Regions from separate parts of the Mus musculus genome. Here region 2 is linked to region 1. The links are chromatin loops, found by intact Hi-C in ENCODE. Cell type or tissue: left cerebral cortex. All regions are shown on one strand. Each heading gives the region's core, and the rest is flanking DNA. Links, peaks and the distances in the headings are about the cores only. Region 1 holds the start of Clcn5 (chloride channel, voltage-sensitive 5). Region 2 holds the start of Usp27x (ubiquitin specific peptidase 27, X chromosome).

What was found. Peaks named below come from ENCODE experiments on the same cell type or tissue, not always from the same donor. Only the 100,000 strongest peaks of a DNase experiment are listed, where the experiment ranks them.
Region 2: it touches region 1 in a loop (4-fold over the local background); 10 of 42 quality-filtered maps call a loop at or near these places.

Annotation. Positions count from the first base shown.
Region 1 is chrX:7,314,863-7,329,794 of GRCm38, forward strand. It overlaps Clcn5 (chloride channel, voltage-sensitive 5), which reads right to left and starts at 4,496. Exons shown (of 14, transcript NM_001243762.1): 1 at 4,244-4,496; 2 at 1,797-1,961. The coding sequence starts at 1,812. In left cerebral cortex, for the core only: CTCF peaks have their summits at 7,598 and 10,818 (motif pointing left); DNase peaks (open chromatin) are centred at 3,631, 4,115, 4,469, 5,071 and 2 more places; H3K4me3 peaks cover 1,509 bases; H3K27ac peaks cover 821 bases.
Region 2 is chrX:7,369,925-7,384,856 of GRCm38, forward strand. It overlaps Usp27x (ubiquitin specific peptidase 27, X chromosome), which reads right to left and starts at 5,906. Exons shown (of 1, transcript NM_019461.4): 1 at 2,667-5,906. The coding sequence starts at 4,937. The coding sequence ends at 3,621. It overlaps Gm14379 (predicted gene 14379), which reads left to right and starts at 6,001. Exons shown (of 2, transcript NR_026741.1): 1 at 6,001-6,359; 2 at 6,600-8,118. In left cerebral cortex, for the core only: CTCF peaks have their summits at 6,162, 7,423 and 8,407 (motif pointing right); DNase peaks (open chromatin) are centred at 5,047, 6,190 and 8,413; H3K4me3 peaks cover 1,879 bases; H3K27ac peaks cover 1,154 bases.

The DNA of each region.
Region 1 (14,932 bases), core at 3,356-11,355:
CCAAGCTGGCCGTCAGTCCAGGGTCAGCTCTTCAGGCCCGTCTTGCAGCATGCAGGAACTCACCATACGCTTTCCAAGCGCACTCCCCTTGCTTCTCTTCTCAGACCCTCACTACCTTTCCCCTAAACCTCTACTTGAGAAAGCATCTCAATGAGTGCAGCCTTCTCCTGTCTCCAGCACCCCCTCAGCTCAGCACTGCTGCCAAAGGGAATCTTTCTCAAACCAAATCTGTTTCTGTCACTTCCCTGTTTAGAATCTTTGTCTCCAGGAGAGAGTATAAAAAGCCTTCCTAGAACATACAAGGTTCTTTATTTTCTGGCCTCCGACTCCTTTCCTTGATTCATCTCACACCAGGCAAACAAAGCAAGCTGGAAGTTCCTGAACAGTGCCGCTCTGTCTGCCTCGAACGCGATTCTCTCACGTAGCCATATGGCCACCTCCTACTCAGTTTTAGAGCAACTCAAACCGCAAAGTTCGCCATGCTTTTTCTCTAGGCTTGCATCTCACTTTACACCTTCCCTATGGTAATACTCCCTGGGGCCCAGCTTATTCCTAAGTCTGCCTTTCCCAGATCAGGAGGAAGCCAAGCTTCTGCGCTTTCCTCCTGTCTCTAGTCTGCTTGGTGAAGGAAAAGAACGTCTTAGGATTTAACCGCGCGCGCGCGCACACACACACACACACACACACACACACACACACACGTGCACACACCACATGCCACAGATGAGGAGGTCAGAGGGCAATTTGTGAGAATCTGTTGTCTCCTTCCATCATATATGGATCTCAGGGACAGAACTCAAGTTGTCTGCCTTGGTGGCAAACACCTCTACCCACTGAGCCACCTCACTGTTTGTGAGAAATACCCATCAAATCCAGCATCCAAGCCAAATCTCCTTTCAAAACACATCTTTAAACTGACAATCCATGTATGTCAAAGCTGTTTGTTACATTTGGGTATGTGCATGTTTTAAATCACAAACCCAAGAGAACATTTTTAAAAGGCTCATGAACCTCACAGACAAATCTAGCTTCTGGCCATTCACAGATATTGAAGCTATCTTTTTTAAACTCTGTTTCGTGTAAGCAGTCCTGAACCTTTTGTGGGTCACAGACATAGTTCGGTAGTTTTTGTCAATCATTTCTTAAACCCGCATTTCTTCTGTAGTCATCATAAGATGCTAATGAAAATTCTGATCATCCTGGAGACTGATGTCCAACCTCACTAAAAATAACAACTTTGCATGAGATAGAAACTCGCAACAAGAGATATAATTTATCACCTAAAATATTGTTGAGCTTGGCTCTTGGGTACGTTATAACATGAAAATGAGCATCTTCCTTCTAGCGCCAATATAAATATACACATAAGATTCAATGAGCTATTCAATGCCACGCCCCGCTCCCGCCCCCGCCCCGCCCACAAAAGTCTTCATTGACAAGAGGAAGCTTGAGAGGCAGCAAAGTGTGTCTCCCCCGATTTCCAAGAATCTTACAAAATGAATTTGATTGAAACAAATGAAAACCACAAATAGGGGGGAAATGGATCATCCCCTCACAAATAATCCCCAGAAATACATATTTAATTGAAGGAAATTCTTCTCAATGCTTCCCACTAACATCCACTTGAGAATCATTTGAATATTCTAGCTTCTCTTAAATGAATGTGCACCACCCTGGTAAAGAAAGGGTTAAATTAAAGAAACAGCTGCCTGGCAGCTACTGGCACTGGGGGTGGGGTGGGGGTGGAAGACAGCAGGAGGAAAAACCAGTTAGAGGAATAAGTGTTAATTTCTTACCCTGCCACATGGCCATCTTGTACCTATCTTCTCCCACACTGGGGTCACAGGCTCAGAGCTTTCCAGTGCTCCCCCCCCCAAGTTTTGGAGGGGGACTTAAAGGAGGGTATAGATGGAGATGCAAGTGTGTGATTCTGCTTTCTGCAAGATTCTAAGGCCCCAAACCTGAAAATAAAACAGAAGAATAAAAATTGCAAGAGAACAATTTCAAATTCTTGAAACTGAGCCCCTGCCCCCGCAACCTCTCTTTCAAAGACAGCATACATAAGCAGCGTCAAGTTTCCCCCCTTCGCAGCAGTGAGGTATTGCTGGTGAGAGAGTGGAGCTCTACCATCAGTTAACACTGTCATTCACTACTGTAGGATCCTGTGTGAATCACTGGGGTTGGAGCTGTAAATGGGGCTGGACACTCATCCTGGGTTGAGTAAAGGGTTGGTTGAGGTGAATTGTGATAGCCTATCTTAAAGTTCCACACTCCGGTGCATGAATTCTTCCTCTGTCCATAAAGGTGCAGTGTTACATGAACACCTCAGTAGAAAACACAGAAGACTCTGTGAATAAAGTATTAAAATAAACCTTACAGACAAAAAAGGGAGCGTAATAAAAAGTAAGAAGCGATGATACCAGTTTGGGGAGGGGGGGACTGGCTCTTCCGTTCCACTTTATTTTATACTTTCCTCGTTTTGCAAAATTCCTATCGTGAACATATTCTATTGTTTGTATAATGAGGGAATGAGTCAAGGACAAAGAAAAACATAAAACTAGAATATTAATATTAATACAATCAAAGTAAGTTAGCTAACTCCCAGAGATGCATTTTCAAACCCAAAGCTGTTGAGAAGGCTCCTCAGTTAAAAAGAGCTTGGCGCTCAAGGCTGACTTCAATCCCAAGAATTCCAGTAAAGATGGGAAGAAAGAAGTGACTATATAAAGCTAAGCTCCCACCCATGAGCATGCGTGCGCGCACACACACACACACACACACACACACATACACACACACACACACACAACGGTATTGATCAATTTGGAATTTTTAAATTCAGTCTCAAAACAATAGTTTCCAGTTATATGACAGGAGTTAGAAAGCAAAGGAAAAATTAACGGGTGTGATTACCAGTTTGGGAGGGGGTGTCTTAGTTTGGTTTGGAAGTTTCATATATTAAGCACCCAGTACATTTAAACAAGTTTTTTAATAATTTATTTCCCTCATTGGGCATAAAAGCTAATTTGTATTTTTTTCCAGAAAGGCCCTCACCTTTTTGTCCTGAGGTGAATTCCTACTTCCATTGATTTTTACATAACCAACGTGTGCAACTCTGAAGTGGGAAAGCTAAAGCCCAAACGCTTAAGGCTAATACTAGTTGGAGAATAGTGTTGGCCCTCTTTAATGACCTCTTTTTCTTTAAAGAACAAAAAGGGTTCGTGTGTGCGCCAGTCCTCAAAACTCCAACAAAGACTGGGCTTTGGATGAGGAGAGGCTCCTGAAATCCAAGAAAAAGAGAGCTTAAACTCTAAGGATGAATTCACCAGGGAAAAGTGCTCCAATGAGTTTACCTGGAACATGGCTCAGTTTAAGTCGACTCCCCATCCCCCTCCTATTTTACTGTTAAGAAGTACTTACTGATCAGCACGTCGTGGAACAAGGGGAAATTTAACAGCTCTGAAATTCAACCCGGGAAATTACTAATACATTTATGAAGTATGTGTAAAGGGGAGTCTCACTGGTTTTTAATGCTTCACCTTCTGGCTTTCCCCTCATTTACTCGGCGCAGCTTCCACTGACGTTATCACAGGGCCACCCGTCCAACTTCAGTCAACTGATTTGTTCTGAAACGTTCATAAAGGTAAAAAGCACGTCAAAGTTAAGCTAAAGCTAAAGCTTTCTTTCCATTACTTGGAAAGGAGCTGGAGCGCGGGGCTCCAACCTCTGGAAGCAGCAGCTTAAGCGCATTGGGCGGCAAAGGGCGAAAACGCACACCAACTTCTTCGCCCAGACCGTCTGGACTGCACTTCGCTAAGAAGCCCTAGAAACCTGTGGCGGGTCCAAAGCAGGAGCAAGCCGAACCTGGCCTCGGCTGCGCTTTCCCAGCGAACGCCGCCCCAGCCCTGTCCTCTGGAGAAGCGACGCGGGCAGCCAAGCTCCCCGCTTTCAAAGCTGGGTGGGCTTGGCGCCGCTTGGCAAGGAAACTTCGATCGGCAGCCTGGGGACCCTGCTCCCCAGAACAGGGCTGGGCTGCCGAGGAGATGCCGCCCCGCTCTGGCAGGAACCAGGCTGTCCACCACCTCCTTCAGTGGCGGCCGGGCAGAGGGAACGCCAGCTCCGGGGACCGCGGTGGCAGGCGAGCGTTCTTCCCTGCTCGCCGTACCGGGGGGCTCCTCGGGTGGGCCGGCGGCCGGTGAGCCGGGAAGGACCTGTTGGGGAAGGGAAGCCCATTTGCCTTTACCTGTCACCGAGGTCCGGCGCGGCGGAGCCCGTGTCCACCGGCGGTGGGCAGCGCGCTCAGTCGGCTCTGGCGTTCCACACGGCGAGTAGAGCTAGCGCCCCACGTAGCCGGCAGAGCTTCATTCACACAGCCCAGCCGGGAGGAGGGGGAGCGGAGCGGGAGCGAGGCTCATGTGACAGGCGCCTTGGAGTATTAGCTCTGCCAAGACGGCGTCTGCGCATGCGCGCCACGGAGGGCCCGCTCCAGGCACCTCGGGCCGGCCAGGGGGGAAAGCGCCACCGAGAAGCAGCAGCTGGGAGGAGCTTCGGCATGCGCAACCGCAATAGGGTAGTCGGGCTTGCAGCCATATTTAATGAGGACTGGGCGGATCCAACCCAAATGCGGGGCGTGTCAGTTGCATTTGGGGGAAAAAAAAAGCAATGCTCCCTTCGGTTTCATTGTTTGCAGATTGCCTACCTTGGTTTTGCTTTTGTCTTTAGAACAAACTGTTTATCCTGAGTATCTTGCCCACAGCGGACATCAGACCACAAATTTAAGCCTCCCTTATGCCAGGCATTGTTCTGGCTAATATACTTTATTCGTTTCATTTAATGCTCACAAGAACTCATGAAGAGTGTGTCATTATCCGTTTTCCCTCATAAAAATACAGAGGCTCAGAAAGGTTACATAGCTTTTCCAATCTCACACTGTAGTAGCAATAAGAATAGTGATCAAATACAGTAGTGCTTGCAGGGGCCAATTTAATCCAACACAGGGAAATCTATACTGCAGTTACTTATAGGTATTATTGCCAATTTAATCATTGTCAAGCGAAAACTCAAGGTGACATATACTTCTAATCCCGATTCTTTGAGGTTGAAGGCAGGAGAATCGATGCGAGGTCATCCTAGGCTATATTGTAAGTTTGAAGGCAGGATGCTGTCTCAAAAACAGACAAACAAAACACAAAATAAAGCTCAGATTCCAACTGAGGTCTCTCTGTCTCCAAAGCCATTCCGAATAATTAGAAGAACTATCCTATCCTTGTGAGGAATGAACAGGTTATACAAATGGAGTGCAGCTATTAATTTATTGCAAGAACTAAGATTGGAATCCACATCATCAACACAAGTAATCTACCTAGAAGCCAAGTATTCAAATTCAAAATCCACTGTAGTAAATAGTATTTTTTTTTCTTGCAACAGGGACTCACTATTTAGCCTTGGATGCCTGAAACTCACCATGTAAACTAAACTGGCCTTGGGATCACAGATACTCAGCTGCTTCTGCCTCCCAAGCGCTGGGATTGTAGACCTGTGCCACACCCGTAGACTTTTTTTTTCTTTGAGAAGTTTATACAAGTATACAATAAACTATAATCTTATACGCTTCCATTTGCTCCCTCCAATTCTCCCCAAGAAATCCATATTTCCCCCAACACCTCCCCTCATAATTTCAAATTTCTTGTGTTAGTAACCCAATAAATCCAGTTAGTGCTGCCCATATTTGCAAGAGTGTGGGACCATTCGACAGACCAGGAAAAACCTACCAGAGGTCACACCCTCAAAGAAGAGCAATTCTCTCTCCCCAGGTGGGAAGCTATCAACTACCAATGGAATCTCAGTAAGAAATAGAGTCTGGATATCACCTCTCCCATCTCTGTAGGAATGTTGGTGGCTTGGTCTTGTTCAGGAGTCAGTGACCTTGTGGACAAAGGACAGTCTTTTACAGCACTCCTGTGCATCCTCCAGCTCCTGCATTCTTTCAATCTCCTCTTCTAAGATGGCCCTTAGGCCTAATTGGGGGTGGGGGTAGGGTTGAGAATTCTGTCATTTAGACTTCGGGCTGAGCACTCAGTCTCTTCTCAGAACTTTGGCCAGTTGTGAGTTTCTGTGTTTCATGGCAAAAAGAAGCTCCTCAGACCAAAGTTGAGAACAGCCCAGATCTATAGCTATAGACACTAATATTTGGAAGGCAATCATTTAGCTAAATTAAAATAGCAGGTTCTACCCAAGGAGTGACCCAGACATGGAGTTACAGTATCAGGCATAAAATTCTCTCCTGTGATAAAGGTTTCAATCAGAAAGTGGCCATCAACATGCCACTATTACACCAGTAGGCACATCTTGCCTGGCAGATCAGCAATGTTAACACAAGGGAGCAAAATTCAGTAAGGCCATGTATGCTCAGTGAATTTTGAATGCCTACTTTGGATAAGTTAAGGGTTTGGAAATATAAAACCTGTATCTGAGCCCAAGCCATGCAAAGCTTCCAGAGATAAAGCTATAATCAAACACAATGAAGTTTTGGGCTTATTTTAATACAAAACCTAACAGGAAAAAAAATGGTCATCTCACAGAGAAAAAAGATAGGGTCATGGGAGAAGACTAAACGTTAGATGAATTTCAAAAGAAGCCATGCTTCCATAAGCTCAAACCCTGATCATCACTGTGTGGATCTGGACTGTGGAGTGAATCCAGAGCTCTGCATTCTTGGGAACCCTGGAGTAGATATGAAATGTTGGATCCAGGTAGGCCTTTATCTAAAGCTCTATACCTGAGCCCCAAATCAAAGCTGCTTCTGTGTGCCAGCTTCGTTTATGCCCTCCACACACATGGGGTGATTTAGTGATGACAATACTAGTGGGTGATAACAAGTGGCAGGCAGCAAGATGCTGCTAGCTTATGACTGAAAAGGACAAAGGGGGTTTTTTAAACCACCATGGTCACCTACACTCCAGCCTATTACTACATACCACACTACAGTATCGAAGCATAGAGGTTGTGTGTGGTGTGAATGGAAAGGAACCGAGGCTAAATTAGAAGGACTGGGAATGCTGGACAGATATTCCTACTTGATTCAGAAACAAATGGGGGAAGAATTGAGGAAGTTTGCTTTGATGTGTGATGTGCGAGCACACACCACACACACACACATGATTTGTGCATGGTAAATATGCACTTTACTAATATGCCCAATAGTGAAAACGTTTGAACAAGGCAATCCTTTTGTTAGGACTCTTCCTTAAGAACTGAAATCAGGTGTGTTTTTGGTTTGGTTTGGTTTGGTTTGGTTTGGTTTGGTTTGGTTTTGGTTTTGGTTTGGTTTTGGTTTTGTTTTTTTGAGAAGTTTCTCTTTTCTGTCTTTTTTGTCCTGCTCAACACTTCAGGAGAGAAAAACAAGAGCTCACTTGTGCATTGATGAGGAAGCACCCACCCCAATCCCCGAGGAACTACAATACAAGTAACGGTCAAAAGAGTCTCCTCTGATAAAGGGGCATGAAAAAGGGCAGGCTGACTGGAAGCAAGTTTATCCCTCCAAGACAAGAGCCTTTGCTTCATCTGTAGGATTATTTGAGAGGCTTAGAGTCTCATAGAGTATGACGTGGCTGCAATACATAAATATAGCCACGTGGTGTCGCCACTGACCGCCAACAGCTTGGAGGGCTCCAATATTTAAACACACCCAATTCACACACACACACACACACACACACACACACACACACACACACACACACACACACACACATTTCATTTCATCTTTTGTGAGTTAAAAAAAGAAAAAAGTCGTGACAGCAGGCTCTAAAGTCAGACTGCATAGGCTCAAAACAACCCAGCCGTAGAGACGTATTAGTTGTTGTTGTTCCTTCTTCTTTTTCTTCTTCTTCTTTTTTTTTTTTTTTTTGAGTTACCAGGTTTCTTATATAATGTTTAAGTGTATCAATAAACACTTAACAATCAGCACTTAACAAATGTTACCTAGTACTAATGATAATGATGGTGGTAGCGGCGGTGATGGTGGTAGTGAGGAAGACTCCTTGATTAAGGTCTTTAGATTTAAGGGGAAATATTTGTAGGGAGATGATGTAAATGTCTATTTTTCTAAGCGAAGAAATTAAATTGTGGTGCTGATAAAGCAAAGTTAATGGTTTCTTTAAAAGCTACAAATTGTGGTGACTCATTCCTGTAACCCCACTCCTCTGCCGACTAAAGCAGGGCGATCTTGAGTTCCAGGCCAGTGTGGACTATATAATAAACTATGAGTTTGATTCTGCTTAAATGGACACACTACCTAAGTGTCTTCTGAACTCATCAGGGTCCGCACACTCAGGAACTCAAACCACTGTGGCTGCCTGCAGACATAAGACCCACAAAATCAAGCTATTCAACATTTCAACATGGACCCCGAAGGGGTCCCCAAGTATGTGCTCACCCCTGACCAACGTGCCATGGCAAGCTGATGGTTTCTGAAGAGGAGAGAGTCAAGTTTTCTTTAAGAGCATAGCTCATGGTAGGTCCAGCACACTCCACTCGATGGCTGCGCACCTGAGAGTTTATGAGCAGCAAACACTGGACTCAATTGTTTATTGCTTTAAAAAGGAAAAAGGACACAAAGTTGAGGGGAGGTAGGGAGATGGAGTGGAGAAGGAAGGGAGTAGAGAAAGGAGTAGGGGGAGGTGCATACAATCAAAACAAATTATATGAAATGTTGAAAGAGTTGACAACCATTTGTTAAAAGTCAATTATACGTAAGTGATATGATGAAATCGTCTACATAATGAAAAAGCACTCATGTCACAAAAGCACATCACTGTGCTCTCTGAACCATCATGGCTACAAGCACTTCTTTCACCTTCAAATTAACACTGCAAGTAAAGGCCCAAAGAGATAGCTGTGTGGCCATGAAAGGGAAAGCCTGAATGCTTCTGGTATTGTTTGTATTTATCATATATTTCACTATTGTGCTATCTCCCAATGCCACTTTTGTCTTTATTTTTGTGATGCTAAGGGTTAAACTTTGCTAAGCATGCTCTGTACCAGCTGGGACATTAATTTCAAAGCCAAACATCTAGAGTGCTCAAGAAATGTCAAGGTTAGTTTCAGAAAAATGAAGCAGAATAAAAGGCAATGAACAGATTTCCCTAGCTCCCTCCCAGCTTCTTAAACTGTTGGTCACTACTTTATATGGGGGTCACAGAGCTGAATGTGAGGGTCAGGAAAAACAACAACAATAACAACAACTTGGCAACAGTAAAGGATTTCTGAATATGCAACAAACAAAAATTAATTCAAGAGGAAACAAATAATGAGTTACGGGTATCTAGCAATAATGGCTTGTGTTGCACTACATGTTTTTACCGTGGCCTTGGTTAACAACACCTTGTTAACTACACATGCGATCATGCTATACAATGCTGCAAACGTGTGGGCTCAGACTTAAGAGATGTATTTATCCTATGAATCTCTCTCCCTCTCCCTCTCCCTCTCCCTCTCCCTCTCCCTCTCCCTCTCCCTCTCCCCTCTCTCTCTCCCTCTCACCCCTCTCTCTCTCCCTCTCTCTCTTTCTCTCTCTCTCTCTCTCTGTCTCTCTGTGTGTGTGTGTGTGTGAGAGAGAGAGAGAGAGAGAGAGAGAGAGAGAGAGAGAGAGTAGACAAAGCTTTCTGCTCTTACAAAAAAATAATTTGAGTTCTAGGGCCATGGGTGTAGTTCAATGTGTAGAGTCTGTGACTGGCACAGAAACCTGGGCTTGCTGCTAATTGTTCAGGTAAGGGAGAAAAAAAAGTGGGAAGGTGGTCAGATACAATCTTGCCTGACAATATGGGGACTAAGTAGCATGGTAGAAACAGTGAGCTAGGAAAACAGAAGTTGGGACCAAGGTTAGAAACCTCCAAGCCTCCCCAATCCTGCCCAGCCATGTTAAGATTTTTTTCCTGTTTCATCCACGGCTTGGGAAGCTTGGGAGGCGTGAGAGCAGCTAGGAAAACAACAACAAGATGTGCTTTCTTTCCTGAAATGACTGCAAGATCTATTCTGCCTACTGAGTTACAAAGTGAGGACAAAGGGAGAAAGAAAAACAACTCTGCAGAGAAGATTTTCGCAAGCTAGGCAAGCGATAATGGAAGCTTGGAGCAAGACGATTGCAGTCCGATGATAAGAAGTAGCCAGAGCCTGCATTTTCATCCAAGGCTGCCCTATCAGGATTTGCTGATGGATTGGATGTGAGATAGTACGAAAAAAAAAAAAAAACAAGAATGGCCAAGGTTTGTGTCCTAAGTAACTGGGAGTTGCAAAAACCAAGTGGATTCAGGGAAGGAGGAGGTCAGACTTTGGTTTTCTTTAACCGTTTGTCACCCACCATGAAATGGGTAAAAGAGCAAGGAGAGAACAGGAAAGAGTGGGGCCATAAAACATTCCAGGAGAAACTCAAATTCTAAAAGAAAAGTCAACCAATACTATGGTCCACATGGCACAGATGTTGAAACGATAATTCAAAGGATTTTGAACTGCTCTATGGGAAAAAAATGCTTCAAACTGATATCACAAATAGGCTCAAATGAATAAAAGTGGAAATTCTTAGCAAATGAATAAATTATCTAAAGGAGAAAAACAAAATGGTAGGAAGGTGGAGAAGAATATGTAAGAAGTTAGGAGAGAAAGGGTGAATATAATCAAAATACACTGAATGAAAATTTAAGAGCATTTTTTTACTCTTGCCAAGAACTAGTGTTTGATCCCAGCATCCACATGGAAGCTAGCAACCCTCTATAACTCCAGTTCAGGGGATATGCTGCCCTCTTCTGGACTCCGTGTGCACTGCACACATATGATACATAGATATACATGCATTCAAAACATTTATACACATAAAAAATTTTAAGTTAGCTAGGTTATTTTATTGTAGAATTTCATTTGTATCGCATTTTATTTCTTTAATGTTATAGTTTTAGTGTGTGTGTGTGTGTGTGTGTGTGTGTACATGCATGCATGCAGGACAGGACATGTAAGCACATATCATAGCAAGGGTATGAATATCAGAGGACAACTTTGTGGAGTCACATCCCTCTTTCTACCTTTACATGGATTCCAGGAAACAAACTCAAGGGGTCACACTTTCTCAGTAAGCTGTTGACCCATCTCACTGGCCTATGCAACATTTTCTAAATCAGAAAATTACAGAGATGGAGAAGAGGTTCATTCTTACCAGGAGTTAGGAATGGACAGTGGGAGAGAAGGGATGTGGCTCTAACTGGGTAGAGAAGGATGATGGGTTTTGGCTCACTTGTGTCTTAGTTATCATCAGCCTACACCAATCTACATATGTGATGCAGTGGCGTAGAACCATGAATATGCATTATTATCTATGTTGATTTCTCAGATTTGACACCACTGTATAGCCAGCAATGTGTAACTGCTAGAAAGGCCTAAGTGAAATTTACAAAAGGCTTCTTTGTGTTATTTTTGCAACTTTCCATGGATTTATGTAATTCAAAATAAATGGGTACCAAAAAAATGGAAAGAGCAGAGTTACAGATATTGAATATTTTAGCAATGGATAATTTTAGCAAGTAATCTTGCTGTAATGGGGGGGGGCAAAAAATGTGGGATGAATGAGAGCTAAAGCATACTGACTCAAAATATTTTTTAAAAAATGCTTTTAATGGGGGAGACAATAACATGATTGTAGCTAATAGGGAAGAACCTGAAGAAAGCAAGAGAAGAGAAAATTGCCAGGAGGCAATGTCATGAAAAGTGGAGGGGCTACCTCTCCTCAAGCAGTACTGGGGGTGGGGGGGGCATATATGCACTGATTTAAGTGTGTGAGGAGATTCGGTAACCCGAATTTGCGAGCTTTGTTTTCTGATTGCCTCTATTTTCTCTCTGAAACCGGAAGTCAGGTCCTGGGCTGAAAATGAGGATGTATGCGGAGGTGTTAAAGGTTTGAAGGGAGAGGAGAAGGTATGAAGTAGTTGTCTAGGAAACCAGCAGTGCAAATGGACCAGGATAATACTATGTGATTTCCTGGCAACATTAAGTGCCCACTTGAGGTTTATGGTCCTGAATTTAAAGTGAGAGTGCACTTTTTTGTTGGTTTTTTTCCCCCCAGCTATGTTCAACTACAAGGATGTAAGAAAGAGGTAAGAGAAATTGATAATGACAAGGTGGATACAAGGAGCTACAAAAGGGTTGGGAAATGACTTGAAAAGAGGACATCAGGGAACTGAGAGGGTAGGGTGTGGAAAGATCAGGTAACTCCATAACGAAATCACGATGGGTAAAAACAGAATTAATTGGAGACAGAAACTAAAATATTTTCTGTTTGTTTAGCGGGTTTCTACTGTTACTATTGTTTGTTTCTTTGTAGATGGGTTATCACTTTATAGATGGGCTAGCTGGCCTCAAACTCACAATGCTCCTCCTGCCTCAGCATCTCCGGTTTCAATATTAGAAGTGTGCACTAAAGTCTTTGAAACACAAGACAGGTACCTGTCAGAATCTTGATAATAACTGAATGTAAACGAGTAGATAAAATATTCTGTGCCAAAGAAAGACAGGGGCTTAAGGGACGAAAAGAGGGGAGAGCGGATCTGAAAGCCGACGTGAAAGACTCTGACTCTGGGATTCTTGATAAATCCTGGTCTGAGTTGGATCAAGAAGATAAGCAAACTAGAAAAGGAGTCAAGTGGGTTCTGATTGTGGCTTTGGGCTCTCTTTCCATCTGAGACCCATTTGAGAATATGACACGGAAAGAAGTCAAATAAAGAGCATGAAGAAAGAGTTCTGGTGCTCCTCAGAAGATAGCTACAAGTGTAGCCTGTGTTCAGGGCACTTAAAAAGAACTATTGGCAAATTCACAATAGCTAGGAAGGAAGGTTTTAAGTGCTTTCAAAGTAAAGAAATTAAATGTTTGAAGCTGATAAACATGCTAATTACCCTGAACTAATATATTACACACATGTATAAAAGCCACATTGTGCCACACAAATAGCTATAGGAAATAACTGCCCAAACAAGAGAGAGTAGCCTTCCTAAGTCTTTAAAAATATTTAATATAATTGTGTGTGCTATGTACATGTGGGCACATACATGTTTCCATTCATGTTTGGGGGTCAGAAAACAATTTGTGGAGTTAGTTCCTCCTTCCACTTTTACATAAGTTCCAGGTATGGAACTCGGGTTGTCAGACTTGTGCTACAAGCCCTTTCCCTGCTGAGCCATCTCTCTGACAACCTGTTTACGTTTCCCTGCGCATTCTTCAGACGAGTTCATTGAACCTCACAGATTTATTTGCTATTGATAAACAGATCACAACACAGGCCACTCCAGCAGGTAGATGAACATCAAACCTTCACCTCTCCTATGGTCCTCCAAATCATAACCCCAGTCACAGCCCCAGCTCTGTTACAGCCTCCCTTTCTTCCCCCTTCCCTCATTACCAGTGGATCCCACAAATCTTCTCCCCAACCTCACTCCTGCCCCTTATTACCTTATCCAGACCCAAAACTCCAGCAGGCACTCACTGGGAAGTCATAGGCCAATCTTGCCAAGGAAACTCCTGACCCTCCAAATCCAATCCCCAAACCTCATCTTCAGGTGTGCAGCAGAACACCTACTGCAGCCCTCCTTCTCTTCCTGTACCCATCTCCAGAGGATCATACAGATCTGCCCCTCCAAACTTCTTTTCCTCCTGCCCATTGCTTTATCCTAGCCCCCAAATCCATCGTACATTTCCAAAGAACCCACAGGCCACTCTGACCAGGGAAGCATGCACACTATCTGCAGATCTTCACCTCTTCCGCCAAATCCAATGCCCCAGTCTTATACCTGGCTCTGTAGCAGACTTTCTGCTGTCAAGCCTCCTCACTCTATGGCACCATTCCAAAGGGACTAACTAAGCAGATCCTGGCAGAATATGCTGCCTTCCTCTTTCTTGTAGAGCTGCGACACCACGCCTTGCCCACCCCCATTCTTAGTTGTCAGGTCCCAATAACCAGAGAAACATTTCACCTGGAACCCTCAGTGCCCACAGCTATCAGGAACCCACAAAACTTTTCTGCCAGGGAAGACACAACCACCACATTCCTAAGGACCAGAGAAGGAACAAAAACCAAAGGGCTAACGATAAGACCTTAATTCAGTACCTAAAATTACAATCGTCCCAATCCCAGATGCCTAGGTGCCATCTTAAAAACACAATCAATTCCAGCCAGGACACTGTGTCTCCACTAGTGCCCAGCAACCCTGCCACAGAAAGCCTTGAATATTCCAACATGGCTAAAGCACAAGAAAAAGACCTTAAAATAACCTTTGTGAATATGATACAAGTTCTTAGAGAGGAAATTAGTAAATCCCTTAAAGAAATCTATAAAAACAAAGAAACAGTGGAAGGAAATAAATAAAACAAATGAATAAAACAGTTCAAGACCCCAAAAAATGAAAAGAGAGAATTACAAAAGAAAACTCAAACTGAGGGAAATATAGAAATAAATTTAGGAACAGGAACATCAGATCTTGGAATGACAGGTTTCAGCTTCATATGGACAGAGAGAGAGAGAGCTAAAACAATCAAAAAAATAAAAACTGCTGGAGGTTCCACTATCCCCAATTTCAAGTCATACTTACTACAAAGCTATATTAATAAAAATACCATGGTGTTGCCATAAACATCAACACAATGATCCATGGAATGGAATTGAAATTCCAAACATATATTCAAACACCAAACACCTATGGACAATTGATTTTTGATACGGAGGCCAGAAATTCACACTGGAGAAAATGGTTCTGGTCAAACTGGATGGCTGCAAGTAGAAAAATGCAGATAGACTCATCCTTATCACCCTGCCCAGAACTCAATTCCAAACAAATTAAAGAGCGCTACATAAAACCAGATACACTACAACTAGTAGAAAAGAAACTGGGAAATAAC
Region 2 (14,932 bases), core at 3,004-11,003, 55 kb after region 1:
TGGGTAACTAAACACCTTAGTCACAAGCAGCCATCTTTTACCTGTGTTCTTCTAGGGCCAGATCATATACACAGAAACCAATTCTTTCTGCACATTGTGACTATATGTGGAGGCAAAGAATGAGCTTTACTGGATTTTGCACCTATGTGCTCACATAGAAATACCAGCTCAGGTAAAAATAACCCAGTTGTGTTTCATAGCTCAATAGGTCACAAGACAGTTTATTTTTCACCATCTTGCAGAACATTCTTCCTTATTCTGTGTACTCTGTCCATATAGCTGCTTAAGATGTAGTTATTTCTCCCCCCTCCACTACCACTACCCATGTACTCAACGTGAGAACATTAGTGAATATGCCTGAGTGTTACCTTCTGATCCACTTTGCACCCCCAATTGTGAAGATGCCTGGTCATGTGTCAGGCATGCCCATGCCTGAATCTCAGTTTGGACTCCAGGCTAATACATACCTGCTGAATAGATGCTGTTCTGGGTCCCGCAGTGGCATGATTTAAAAGTGTGCCCTGGACCACCATCATATTTCCATGACTCAGCTTGGGGGTTAGTAATGAGCAAAGACATAGGACTAGGTTTTGCAGTGGGACAGTTGGTCTGTTGCTGAAGGACAGGGTGTTGGTTGTTGTTTTTCAGACACAGATGTGAGGTTTGGCCAGGAAGTACCAGCCATAGATGCCCTGGTGGTCTGTGCCTTCTACCAAAGGAACAAGTTCAGCTTCACTGCTCATCAATCAGTGGATTCCACTTACAACTATTCCTGAGCACAGGACATTTACATGAATGCTTCTGTATCAGAAAACCTCAAAATGAGGAACTTTCTGTTAAAAAATGTGTATGCCGTAAGACAAGGGCTGTGGAAATGTTCCTGGTTGAAGGAGACTGAAAGTACTTGACAAATCCTTAACACCTTACCCTAGACAAGATCCTATGATGATATTCAGGATATTTAGTGGTCAATGGAGAAACATGGCTTTAAAATGACAAATTAAACATTGTAAAAATGTTCATTTGTGCCAGGCAGTGGTGGCGCACACCTTTAATCACAGCACTTAGGAGGCAGAGGCAGGTGGATTTCTGAGTTCAAGGTCAGCCTGGTCTACAGAGTGAGTTCCAGGACAGCTAAGGCTACACAGAGAAACCCTGTCTCAAAAAAAAATGTTCTCTTGTCTAAAGTTTCACATGGTGATATATGGTACATGTCTATTCTTAGGAAATGCCCATTGAAGTGTTTTGGCACAAAGGGTCCTGATATATGTACTTTATCCATATTGAGTTTGTACACACACACACACACATAAATGCATATATGAGATGATAAAGAGAATGTTAATGGGTAGAGTGCAAAAGGGTGTTTTTATTATTTTTATACATTTTCTGTGAGTTTGAATTTGTTTCCAAATTAAACACTTGGAAATGTTAAAGGACAATTTCTGTGCAAGCAGTCAAAATCTGCTGGCACACATCTGAGTGAATTCTTCACATGGCAGAAATGAAGAATGGGGACATAGCTGTGTCTTCCTCAACAGGGCTACCAATCCCATCCCCCTAGATTGGCCAAATAACTGACCAAATGGTATCTGAAACTGCCCATTTACCTCCCCATCCTAAAAAAAAAAAAAAAAAAAAAAACACCCTAAATAACAGCAAACCATTTTCTTCTAAGGACTGTGGTATTAAAAGCATTTGGATAATAATGGAAGGAAGGAGTATGTTCCATCCATCCATCCATCCATCCATCCATCCATCCATCCAGTAAATGTTTTAAGTACCTGCTCGTTATATGCCAGGAACTATGTGCCAGGGGCTGAAGATGTAACCCAGGATCCAAAAGAAACCGCTGCTCCTGCCTTCACAAGGACTCAGATGTGCTAGGAGATATAGCTCAGGGGCAGAGTGCTTGCCTAGCACATGCAAGGCCCTGGGTTCAACCCTATATCAAAATAAACAAAAATTATGAGATCAATGGATTCTACCCACAACCATCTAAGCCTGTATTTCCAAATGAGTTGGCCACTAAGTAAACTTGGGAAGCTGTTGGGAACCCCACCCCTTTTATTAGAGACAATGGATCCAATGCCCATGCATCTGATCCACATTGAGCTAAGTCCCAGGACTTTCCAGGCAACAGCTACTTTTTGTAACCAGGGCTGAGGAAAGGATGCACAGAGTTTTCCCTATCCCGAGGTCTTCCCATCTGTTTCAGCTTACCTCTCTCCAGGCTGCTCTGTCCAGTGGAGCAAGCCATTCTGCCAGCATCGCTAAGCTGATGGAGCCCCGAATTTTGGAAGTCTTCTGATCTCTGCTTGCTGGTAAATACTGGAGCTACGCTCACAATGCTTTCTGAAGGCACAACAAAACACCCCAAACCACCAAACACTATCGGGTGGATGCCTGAGTCATTAAAACAATGTCATTGTCTTTCTAAAGGGACAAAATGTGATAGTTGTGCTCCTCTGCCCCCAATCAATCAGAGGTATGACACTGATTATGGTGGCCTATACACAACAGTGGGGTCCATGCCCTGGGGAGAATTAAGATTGATCTTGTTTATGACTGCATGTGACATGGTGGTGTCATTTCTGTCCACAGGTCTCAGGTGGGATTGGTATTCACCTCCGATACATTCTGGCCCAGTCCAAATAAAATTCAGATTCAGAGCCAACAAACAGTTTACTGAGTCTCTACAAAGTTCCAAGCCTTTGACTTTGACACATTGTATATCATTTATCTTTAACAGCGACCCTTTAAGGTAGGAATTATCTGCATGATACAGATGAGAAAAGAATCACAAAGAGGTTCACTGATTTGCTCAAGTACATCATACAGCTTTAAAAAAAATACACACATACACACACACATAAACACACACACATACACACACACCTACACTGTCAGCTGAGGCCTGTCCTTGTTAATTGCTTATCTTACAGCATTTCTAGCCCTCTCTACTTTTGGAGCATCTGCCGCTCCCCTTCCATAAGCCTGGTTATTTCTTCTTTCGCTAGCCCAGGTGAGCTTTCTTGTTTTTAATACTGCATTTCATAGCACAAAAATCACGAATACAAAGAAACTGGCAAAGGTGTTTGTCAATGAGATATCCTCGCCTCCTCCATGTCTCTGCTTTCATCCCCATGTACACAATGGGCTACATTTTAAGAAACTTTTTCATTCCCCTCCCCCCACAAACATGTGGCTGTTACATGATTGGTCAATTGAAGCTGAGACACCCATGGAGAAAGATGTTTTACAGTTACAAGGGCACACACACACCCCAACACCACCCCCCTCCCCCCTACACCTTCCCACACAATCTTTTGGAGGAATATAGGATATGAACCAGTGTCACAATTTCCCTGCTCTGCCTACCCTTCCCCATCCAGAACACTCCTGCCACTTAATTTCCTTCACATGACTGCTTAGGCTAGAGCCTCTTCTCCCTCCCCTCCTATTTATTTCTCTTCTGATCAGGACTTTTTGGGACACTGGATACTGTTCAATTCTTACTCAGCAAGGCCCATCGGCCTCAGTCACATAGATCAATTAAATCTCGATGCCTGGTGTAGTACTGGTGTCATCTTCCATTCTAGGTAGGCCTGTGTGGTGCTTCAGTAGGCTTGTGGAGTCATTTCTTTCACCTTTTCTGGCTCAGGTTCCAGGACCTGTTTGTGATAGAACAGTAAATACCCTTCACTGTCCAGCACATCCTTAATACTGGCCTTGGTGATTACGGCATCATCACACTTGAACCACTGGTCCCTGTGGTGCCGAATGAAGCTGGTGTAGTGGCCACTCTCCAAGGTTCCTTGGTGATTAACCACAGCAAACAAGGAATACTTATTCTCGTTGTTCGCACTATTGGTTGGGAGCTGCAACTGTCCATTCACCCGGGTCTCTTTACTTGACGCCATAAATGGTGTCATATCCAGCTCCAGAGGAAAGGAAATGTACGTAGTGATCTTGCGCCTCTGTTTCGCTGAGTGTTCAAACCGTTTGAAATGAAAGCAGGCAACTACTGGTAACTTCTTCATAGTGAGCTGTTTGGTAGATTCTTGGTAGCTTTGGCAACTACCACACTTGATTTTGGCACTACTTCCTAAGTGCTCTGGCCTTGTAAACCTTCGCAAGCAGTCCGTGAGAGTGGTGATGCCTGGGATGTGGCTTTCGCCATTCAAACTGCTCTCCCTCCCAGGGCTCATGGGCCAGAAGGATGTGCAAGAGCCAGGCAAGTCCAGACTAATGTCCCAGCATGGGTCTATAGTGGTGGAGACACCATGGCAGGCTTGACAGGTGACATCGGACTGCAGGCCACCTGTGAAGATTTGGTCTATGATGCAGTTACAGTGGTTGGGGTTGCTGGCCACCTTGCCAACATCGTCACCTTTGCAGTGCCTATGCAGGACATCTAGCGCAGCGATGAGGAACTCGTGGGCATCCTGCTGCCTGTACCCTGCTAGATGACGAGCGTGTATCCACACCAGGTGCAGTAACTTATAGGGCACATGAGGAGATGGGTTTCCAGAATACAGCTCCCGAAAGAGCGACGACATCTCACAGACCAGACACAACTCAGGGCTGGGCATTTCACACCGGTGCCTGTCAGAGAGAAAGAAATCTCTCAGTATTGGAGTGTGGGTCAAGGCCTGGACAATGCAGTTCATAAAACACGTGTTGCCAAGATTAATTAGTCCTCGTAAGCCGATGGTAAAGCTGGAGGCGATCCTTCTTCTCCGTGGGTTGTGCCCCAGAAGTTCTAGTTCAGGTTTGGTCGTTTCCCAGGTGGGATATTTCTCCCCAAGTCCCGGCACTGAACACTGTTGCTGAGAAACCTCTGTCGAGGTGGACGCTTGTAATTTCAAGGCTTCTCCTTGCTCTTCTTTGGCAATTTGCTCAATGTCTATGTCATACACATAGTCTTTACACATGAAGCAGTATATGCCTCCATAATAAAGATCTACCGCTAAGTTGTGCTGTTTTGTCTCAGCGTGCTCGTGGATGTGTTTCTCTGTGAAGCAGCCAAAGAAGACGCAGGAAAGGCAAGAGTGGAGTCTGTTTAAATGGGTGCCACACACATGGCAGACGCACGACTTTGCCTTGCTTTTCCTGGTCTCTGGGGTTCCACACCACACGAAGCACTGGTAGATAACCCGCAATTCCTGCCTCCAGTTCTCTCCCACCTTAAAGCTGTTCACGTGGGAACAACCTGGTGGCCCCACAGCAAAATCCACATCCAGGCATCCGCCCCCAGGACCACGCCGGGGCCGGGGCCGGGGTGGGGGCCGTGGCCTAGGCTGCGGCGGGGTACGAAGCCTAGTCTGGGGCCGGGGCCGGGGTCGGCGGCGCGGGGCACGACTGCGACGCGGAGAGGGATCAGGGGGCCGCGGAGGGTCGGAGGGAAGGGTGGGGGGAGGAACCTCGTCGCCGCTGCCGCCAACACCGCTCTGCGCTGGGTTCTCATCCTTCGGCTCCTTCTCGGGCTGCCTCTCAGGCTCAGGCTCAGGCTCAGGCTCAGGCTCAGGCTCAGGCTCCTGTAAGGGCTCGGGTTCGGGCTCCGGCTCGGGCTCCGGCTTCTGTTCGGGTTCCGGCTCCGGCTGGGGCTCGGGCTCGGGCTCCGGCTCGGGCTCTGGCTGGGGCTCCGGCTCGGGCTCCCGCTCCGGCTCCGGCTCGGGCTCCCGCTCGGGCTCCCGCTCGGGCTCCGGCTCGGGCTCCGGCTCGGGCTCCTGCTCCAGCTCCAGCTTGAGCTCAGCCCCGCGGCCCGGACCCTCCGCGATCTCCACCTTCCCGGTGGCGTCCACCTTCCCTGCTGTCTCCACCTTCCCGGTGGCGTCCACCTTCCCGGCCGCCTCCACCTTCCCCTCCACCTTCTCCGCCTCCACCTTCCTCTATGCCTTCTCTCCCGTCTCCGCCGTCTCCGCCTCCTCCAGCCTCCTCCGCCTCCACTGGCTGCGACTCCTCCCCCTGCTCGTGGGGCTCGGGCGGCCACTGGGCGTGGTGGCGCGGGGGCCACGCAGACCTGGGGTGTCCCCGTCCGGACTGAGGGAGCGCGGTGGTTGTGGCAGCTGGACCCAAAAGGGACTTTCACTGAAGGAGGCGGCAGCGGAAGCAGGCGACGCCCCCGGGAATGCTCCCGCCGAAGCCCCCTAGCGGAGGCCGCTTCTGCAGCCAGGCCCCGTTTCCTTTAATTCAATATTTCCCAAACTTGCTGGTTCACGACAATCACGTGGGGGAGCGTGTTAAAATTACAGATTCCTCGGCTCCACCCGCAGGCCTACTGAATCAGACTCTTGAAGGGAGGTACTCCGGAACCTGGATCTCTAACTAGGGCCGGAGAAACTGCTAGTGATCAGGCAAGTTTGGGAAACACAGCTCTAATTCATTGAGGCTGGCGGGAAGTGGGGCGGGGACCGCGCAGTCTCTTTAAGGCGCTTCCAGCTCTCCGCTCCAATCGCTGCTCTGACCCCCTAGGCGGTCTCCTCCCCTCTAGTACTGCCCTCAAGGGTGCAGCTTCCCCTAGCCTGTGGGGCGGGGGGCCCGAAGGGTTGTCTTGTCTAGAAACGTTTCTGAGGCCATAAAATATCCCTTCACAGTCTGGTACTTGAGAATAAAGGCGGGAGCTCCGACATCCATCATTCCAGCGGCTGAACCTGCCTCCAGCAGCTGAACGTACCCCCAACATGTCTCAGTCTCCCCCTCTAGGTCCAACTCCTGCTCTCCCAGAAACGATGAAGCTCAAACTTTACTGGGGACCAGCCTGAACCCCAGATCTAGAGGGACAACAGTGCTCCCAAGGCCGCTCCACCTGAAGGGACATGTCTCTTTGAGAAACTTATCAGCCCATCCTGTGCTGGCTCCTTGCCTCCCACTCAGGCTCCAAAGGCCCTGGGTGGGATGACTGGTTGACAGCTGGCCTCCAGATACAGCACTCCAGATACTGAGCAGCCTGTGGGCAGAAACAGTCACTCCAAGGCCAGCAGGGGAAACCAGACACTGCAAGGCTGTTCCTACAGGTTGCACCTCCCTTACGCTGCAAGGAACCCAAACTACAAAGTCTGAGACCCATAAGATTTAGCAGAGTCTTGGGTGGGCAGCACGTAGGAATAAAGCGGGTATCTTTGGAGCTGCCAGTGAGGAGAGAGTCTGGGGGCCTGCTGTATGAAAAGCAGCATCATAGAGCCCAGGAAGAATGAGTCCAGAACAAACAGCTCAGGTCTTGGGCAGAGTGGGGATGTCAGAAGCAGCTGCAACTGCTGCTTCTGGAGGGTGCAGCCAAAGGCAGGGATCAGCACGTGGGGAGAGAGTGAGCTAAGAAGAGTCCAGTGCCTCAGTGTGACAGCCGGCTGTACCTGGTGCACATGGATGGTCCTACTCTAGGGGGCTCTGCTGTCTACAAAGCATCCCTGGTCAGCATTGGAAATCAGCCTCCACCTGAGTCATGCTTCATAGAGGAAGCAAAGACATACTCCTTGGGGATTAGTCAGGGAGCTGGAGCCCTTATGGAGGCTGTGTGGTTCCTAGCTAGCCTAAGGCTACCTTAGTGCCTGCCTTCCCTAAGTCAGCTCTGTTTTCAATTCCTTGAAGTGTCCTTCCAACAAATGCCTGCCCTTTGTCACCTGCAACTAGAGGAAGTCCAACCAGTATGGCTACCAAAGGAATGATGCAGCTGCTAAGAATGACTGAGCTCATGGAGCACGAGTGAAGAAGGCAAGGAAGGAGAACGTTCATCCTATCCTCACAGGCTACCAACCAACAAAGAAATCTAAAGATCGCCATGCTTAGGAGTCCTGCTGCTGAATAATGGCTATGTAACCCAGTTGCCCCACTACTCATCAGCTTCCTGTGAAGCTCACAGAGGAACCTGGGCACTGCCAAGGCCAGAAAACTCTGGAAGTGGGGGGCTCTGCCATCATTCACCCCACCATCTATGGCCAGGCACTAAGAGCTATGTACTATGTATTAAGAGCACTGAGCCAAAGACACCCCAGGATTAGATTTGGCTTTCCTAAAAGGAACACACATGCTAAAGAAGTGGCTTTAGGACAACTAGCAGAAAAGAAGCACCAAATATTTAAATAAATAAATAAATGAATGAATGGATGAATGAATGAATAAATAGTAGTTGAGTACTTTTCTTTAAAAAAAAAAAGTTGCCCCTCATTGGAAATTTTGCAACTTAGTGATTATTTTCTTACATTCATTTCCTCATTGTATTCTTCCTTTACTTTAATCACCAGTGATACAAGTCACCATAATCTTTACAGGTATAGAGCTTGTATAGTCTGGACTTAGTCCTGGGCAGACATCACCGCCTCTGCCTCACAAAGACCTGCATAAACCTACAGAAGACCTTAAGAAAGACAGCTTCATGAGCCTAGGAGTTAAAATACTGTTCTGTCCACAAGGTGGCAAAAGAGTAAATGACAATCCCTAGTAAATTTTTGTGTGTTTATGTAAAACTTGGTTTATATCAAAATGCTCTCTAAAAATATTTTGAAAAATGTGGTCTCCTTCGCACAGTTTTTGGTTGACATCTAAAGTTTTGCATCGTAAATGTCACTTGGCTGCAAAAACGTAATTTCTGACAAGTGTTAACCTTCAGAAATAAAACTGTTATGTCAGTACGTTACACAAATCTGGTGAATCCTAAATACGTTGGTGAGTTGAGAGCCACCAGCATCTGCTTTAAAAACTCATAACAGAGCTCTTTGACAGTTGCAAGTTTTATTTTCTCCTGGAGTTTTTAATTCTTCTCTAGTCTTCCAACAACAACAACAACAAAGCCTGACCCAATACCACACGCTTTTGCAGTTAGAGTGATTTGATGGGCGCTTGTTTCCATGGATGAATATTGCTTATTGCTAGAATGAGACAGGACTGAACATCATGTCCTTCCTAATGTGTGTTTGCTGAATGTGAACACAGAGAGACCTCTTTCATTCTAAATGGGAATAGGCATTTCTTTCAGAAACATCATGCAAGCCTTTGCATCCTTTTGGAAATATCACACAATGGTTTAGCTTCAAAACTCTTTCTTGTGATTTCTCAGCTAAGGACTCCACTGGGGTTTCCTTCCATTTTATTGGAAGCAAACAATTAGGAACCATCTGAGGTGCAAAAAGATTCGATTCCCATTCACCGTTAGAGCAATTTGCTGGCTCACCGTAGATGTGGTGTTCGGAATTGTCTCTCTGGCACCCTGAGGATTTTACACCGCAGGGTAGTGCACGCAGGTGAGATTCGGGATGGGAAAAGGCGCTTTTCTTTTGTAAGTGCAAAAAGAAACATGTGAAAGTGGAGATGGAAAAAGAGAACCAGCTTGACTCCTCTATCACAACTATGTTCTCTGGCAGATCAATTTTAAAACACTACATATAAAATAGAAAGATGCAGAAACTGATTCCCTTTGGTTTCTCATACTCCTGGGTAATGCACACTCCACTTTGAAAGTGTCTCATTTTATATTTCTTGCTGTAAAAGTTACGTGTGTGTGTGTGTGTGTGTGTGTGTGTGTGTGTGTGTGTGAGAGAGAGAGAGAGAGAGAGAGAGAGAGAGAGAGAGAGTTTTTAAAATTGCATAGAATTTTTTTAATGTATAAAAGAAGGCTTGGTGTGAAAAGTGAAAGCCTGTCTCTTCCTCACTGATCACATCCAATTCTGTCTCTGTTTCTCTGAAATTTGTGAGAAAGTTTCTATGCAAATGTAAGTATATATATATATGTATAATATATCCTTTTATGAAAGGTTAATGAGACTATGCTATGCAGGTTTATTCTCTAATTGCTATATACAGTTAATGAAATCCCAATAAAATTACAATGAGTTTTTTTATGAGAGGTTTTACAAGATAATCTTTAAGTTAATATGAAAGACTAAGAGGCATCTTTCCCCTTCCCTTCCCCTTTCTTCCTCCTGGAAGTGAGGAGTTAGTGACTATAGTGGAAACCATCTTGTAACGAGTCACAGTGGAAAGACCAAAAATCTAATCACTTCTAGGTGCATTCTTTATGTTAAAATATTGCTGGAGTCTTTAAACAACACTTTATAAATACATTCAGCAGCAGTTTGGTTTCTTTCTTGTGGGTACAGTCAATAATATCCTAGATTCAGAGGCTGAAGAAATGGCCCAGCAATTAAAACACTGGATCTTTCCCAAAAGACCTGGGTTTCCTTCCCAGGACCCATGTGACAGCTCACAACCATCTGTAACTCCAGTTCCAGGGGATCTGATGCCCCCTCTGGCCTTTGCAGACAACAGCAACACACATAGTGCATAGATATACATACATGCAAAACATATAAAGTAAGCATAAAAACATAAACATACATTTAAGATAAAATAATTAAGGAAATAATATCCTAAAATCGATGTCAACCTTTGAAGTAATTGTTATTTCGGTCCAAGTTATGTGTTAAATGACCATAGGTCGTCTTTGTCACTCCTGGCCTAGTTGCAAGTCTTTATCCTGGCCTTTCAGGCACTATCAAATATCTCCTTGGTTGCTTAGACTTCTCTGCCTATCAGCTTGGCCTTGCAGCAAACAGATGATTCGTACTACTGCTTCCAGGCCTACACCCTCATTTCTTCTGGCTGGAAATCTCTTCCCTTAGAAACTCTCATGACTTGAGACAGTGAGATAGCTCAGTGCATCAAAGCCATTTGCCACCAAACCTGATAGCCTGCATTCAATTCCTGAGACCTGAATAATGGAAGGAGACAACCACAAGTTGTCATCTGACTTCCACAGGCATGCCATTGCACATGTGTGCTTGTGAGCAGACACAAATAGACAATTAGATGTAACTATTTTAATATAAAAAGGAAATCCTCATGATTTTCTTGCTTGCTTGCTTTAGTTTACTGCTTAAATGTCCTTAAATGTCACCTTATGTCAGAGTCCTTACTGGAGCACTATATAAAGTAGTATATTGTCCCTGCTCTGTTTTTCTTTAGAACACCATCATCACATGATGTGTTAAATAGCCACTCCATGGATATATTAAATATTATACATGTATATACAGTCATATAATTAATCTAACTCCTTGAATAGAAATTGCCCATTCGTCTACTCTCAATATCTACTTCAGATTTCTGTATAGTTAATTCTTTCTGGAATAAGAAAAAGAATTTTTATCATAACTAGAGTCCTCTATATTTTCATATGTCTGCTGGTTTTTTTGTTTTACCTTTGCTTGTGAATTGCTTAGTCACACCCTTTGCTTAGCTTTCTTATAAATTCTTTGTGTTGCTTTTTGTTCTCTGTTTTTTAAGGCAGGGTCTTACTATGCAGCCCTGGCTGTCATAGGACTCACTATGTAGTCCACGTTGGCCGTGAACTCACAGCAATTTGCCTGCCTCTGCCTCCCAAGTGCTGAAATTAAAGTCATGCTCCATCAAACCTGGCTTCTTCTAAATTGTTAACCACCTTAAGCAACACTTAAATGGCCCCAGAAGTATGTCACCTGTTAGTCTATTTAATGTGTTTAACACTTTGCTACAATTTTAAGAAGAAAATACTGTGATGTTCCTCATTTATAATCAAGGAAAGTGAGACAAATATAATGCCCATATTAACAGACTGGTTAGGATAAATCTGGAATTCAAACTTAGTGTCTAGAATATAGAGTTTTAACTCCTAACTCCTAAGCTCTTAGCTTTTTGTCCGTTTGATTATACTATATGCCATTTATCACTGCTGTATTTTATTCTTGCCATAAGTTTAAGATTATGTAGACACATTTCTCAAACTTTAAAAATATTTTAGATTATTTTATTGTATTGTATGAATGATTTGCCTAAATGCATATCTGTGCACCATATGTGTACCTGGTGCTTGTGTGGGTCAGAAAAGGGCATCACATACCCTGGAACTGGACTTACAGATGATTATGAGTGCTGGGAACTGAACCCCTGTCCTCTACAAAACAAAAACAAAAACAAAAACAAAACAAAAAAAAAACAGTACTTTCAGCCGCTGAGATATATCTTCAGCCTGCTTATGGATTCTTGATTCCAGTATCTTATTTTTGAAAAAGTTATTTTTTCCTGTTTATAGAGCAAGGGCAAAGAACCCATGACAAAAGAGAGAAGGAGAGGGGAAGGGGAGGGGAGGGGAGGGAGAGAGGAGTGGGAAAGGAAGAGAGAACAAGCTTAGTTTCAGGAAATGAAAATAAGGCAAGAACAGTTTGAGACTGATACCAAGAAAGAGAAGAGTGATCTCAGACAAGGATGAGAGTACAACCAGGGTCCTGATCATCTGGAGCCTTGTACACTACATTTGACTTTTATTGCAATTGCATTGAGAATTATCCATGGGTTTTCAAGCAATGACATGGTGTGATTTATGGTTTTCATACAATAATTACAGTCTAATAATAATAATAGCAAACATAGCTAATAGTATGCCAAGTACTGTTTTATAAGTCATTTACTATGCTATTTGCCTTTATAACACACTGATGATAGAAGCGCTAACTAATATCATGGTGTTATTGTCACTATTCACAGGAGGACTAGAACACAACAAAATGTTTAAAGGTCTGGTGATGTAGCTCAGTGGTATTATTTAGCATCCATAGGGAGATTCTTTACAAACTAAATACCTTATATTCGCTTATGTTTATTACCTATATTCTATACTTCTTCCTACTCAGAATAAATCTAATTTCAATAATGAGATGTTTGTCTTTTACTTTTCCCAAGCCCTTTGTTTCTCACCCTTGACTGGAAAGTCTTCCTTCTATAAGTGAAAGGAGGAGAAGGAGGAGGAGGAGGAGGAGAAAAGAGAAAGAAAGAGCAAAAAGAAAATAGCAAATCCAAACACAGAACAAGCAAGTCTGGGAGTCTGGGAGCTGAGCCCTATCTGGCACATTTGGACCTTATCAAAATTCTCTAAAGTTAGGACTTGCCAATCTATGGGCTCATTTATGATGACCAACAGTCAACTCAGCAGCTCCAGCTTCCCATCAAAGCAGAGTGCCCTTATAGATTCCCTAACCCCATACATATGCAGCCTTACTAGTATCCAGGGAACTGGAAATTGGGGTTATCTGGCTTCACCATAGGCCTCCAGAAAACAGCAGTGAGCCTGGAGTTATAGGAAAGATAGAAAGTGGAAGGACTGAAGACTTCCTTTTAGCACACATCGATCTGGCTCCAGGTAGCCTTCTTGCGTGGGCTTCCAATAGCCCATTCCCTTCTCTGGATGAAAAGAGTCAAAAAAGGAAACAAATGCATGGCGTGGGAACTGCCACAAAGATGAAGATTGTGCTGCATCTTGTCCCAAGTCGCCATTTCCTCAGTTTTTGCCACATATTCCAACGAAATAGTCTGTTCCCAGTCTCCATCCATCTTTAAGTGTTGACTATAGTTCTACAGGCTCGTTTGGTTTACAATTTTGATTCTCTCCCTACTGGAATCACATATTCTCTAATAATCTTTCTGTGTGCATGTACAACCATTTAACTTTGCATCTTAAGAAAATACTGGAGGGGCTGGGGATGTAGCTCAATTGGTATACTGCTTGCCTAGCATGCAAAGAGTTCTGGGTTTGATTCCAAAAACAGTATAAAACAGGCAGAGTGGAACACCACCCAGAAGTCCAAGGTTATTCTTGGAGACTTAGAGAGTACCTGGACTACATAAGAGCCAGTCTTTAAAAAAAGAAAAGAAAAGAAAAGAGAAAGAAAAGAAAAAGAAAAAAAGAAAAAGAAAGAGAGCAAGAAAAGGAAAAGGAAAAGAAAATTACACTGGAACCCTTGATCTGTGTCCAGTACTTGAAGTTGGCCCTGCAAGACCTAGGTTTACCCTGGGCCTGAGCTTGAAAAGAAGCACCACGAAGGTCTGGAGAGATGACTCAGCAGTTAAGAACAGTAGCTGCTCTTCCAGAGGAACTGGTTGGTTCCCAGCACCCACATGGAAACTCACAACTGTCTGTAACTCCAGTTCCACAAGGTCTGGCACTCAATGAGGACAAAGCATGAATATAGCATATAGAATAAAAATAAATTTAAAAGAGAGGAAGCACAGTGAAATGGTTTCTGCAATTTTACTCACTAAACTGTGGAATCTGGCTTCTTGTGCTTTTCTTCCCTTCTACCTGGGTTGAAAGCTTCGCTAGAGTAGTCAAGGTTGTTAGACTGCATTCAAATTGGTGGATAAAAATCTTCTTAATCACTATTTTATTTGCTGAAACCCACAAAGAGCAATGCAAACAAAATTATATAACTTTAACAGAGAGAAATTGAGTTGTGTGTGACAAAATTATGTGTTCGCTATTCAACAATTCTACTTTTAAGAACCAAAACTAGGAGAGATGGCTCAGTGGGTAAGAGCACCGACTGCTCTTCTGAAGGTCCTGAGTTCAAATCCCAGCAACCATATGGTGGCTCACAACCATCTGTAATGAGATCTGATGCCCTCTTCTGGTGTGTCTGAGAACAGCTACACATAAATAAATAAATCTTAAAAAAAAAAAAAAAGAACCAAAACCAAAGGCATACTAGCTGAAGAATGGAAAGACACATGAACAGGACATTCATTGCAAGGGTGTGCAATAGCACGGGCTGCAGGGGGGAATATCTACTGTTAAGGAGCTGATTAACTTAGTTATGATGCAAACATACATGTAATATGGAGAACAAAACCAAATTTTGAAATTTTTATACATTTAAAAATTATGTATTTTATGGGGGCGGGGCTCATGTGCCATGGAAAGCATATGGAGATCAAAAGACAATCTCCAGGGGTCAGTCCTCTCTCTCTACCACAGAGGTTCCAGGTATTAAACTCAGGTTGCTGGGATTAGCAATAAGTGCTCTACGCACTGAACAATCTTGGTGCTCAGAAATAAATTTGTATACAGTGCTTAGGAGTCAAATGTCTTTGGATGTTGAAATCTTCTCCAGTCTAGGACAATACTCAT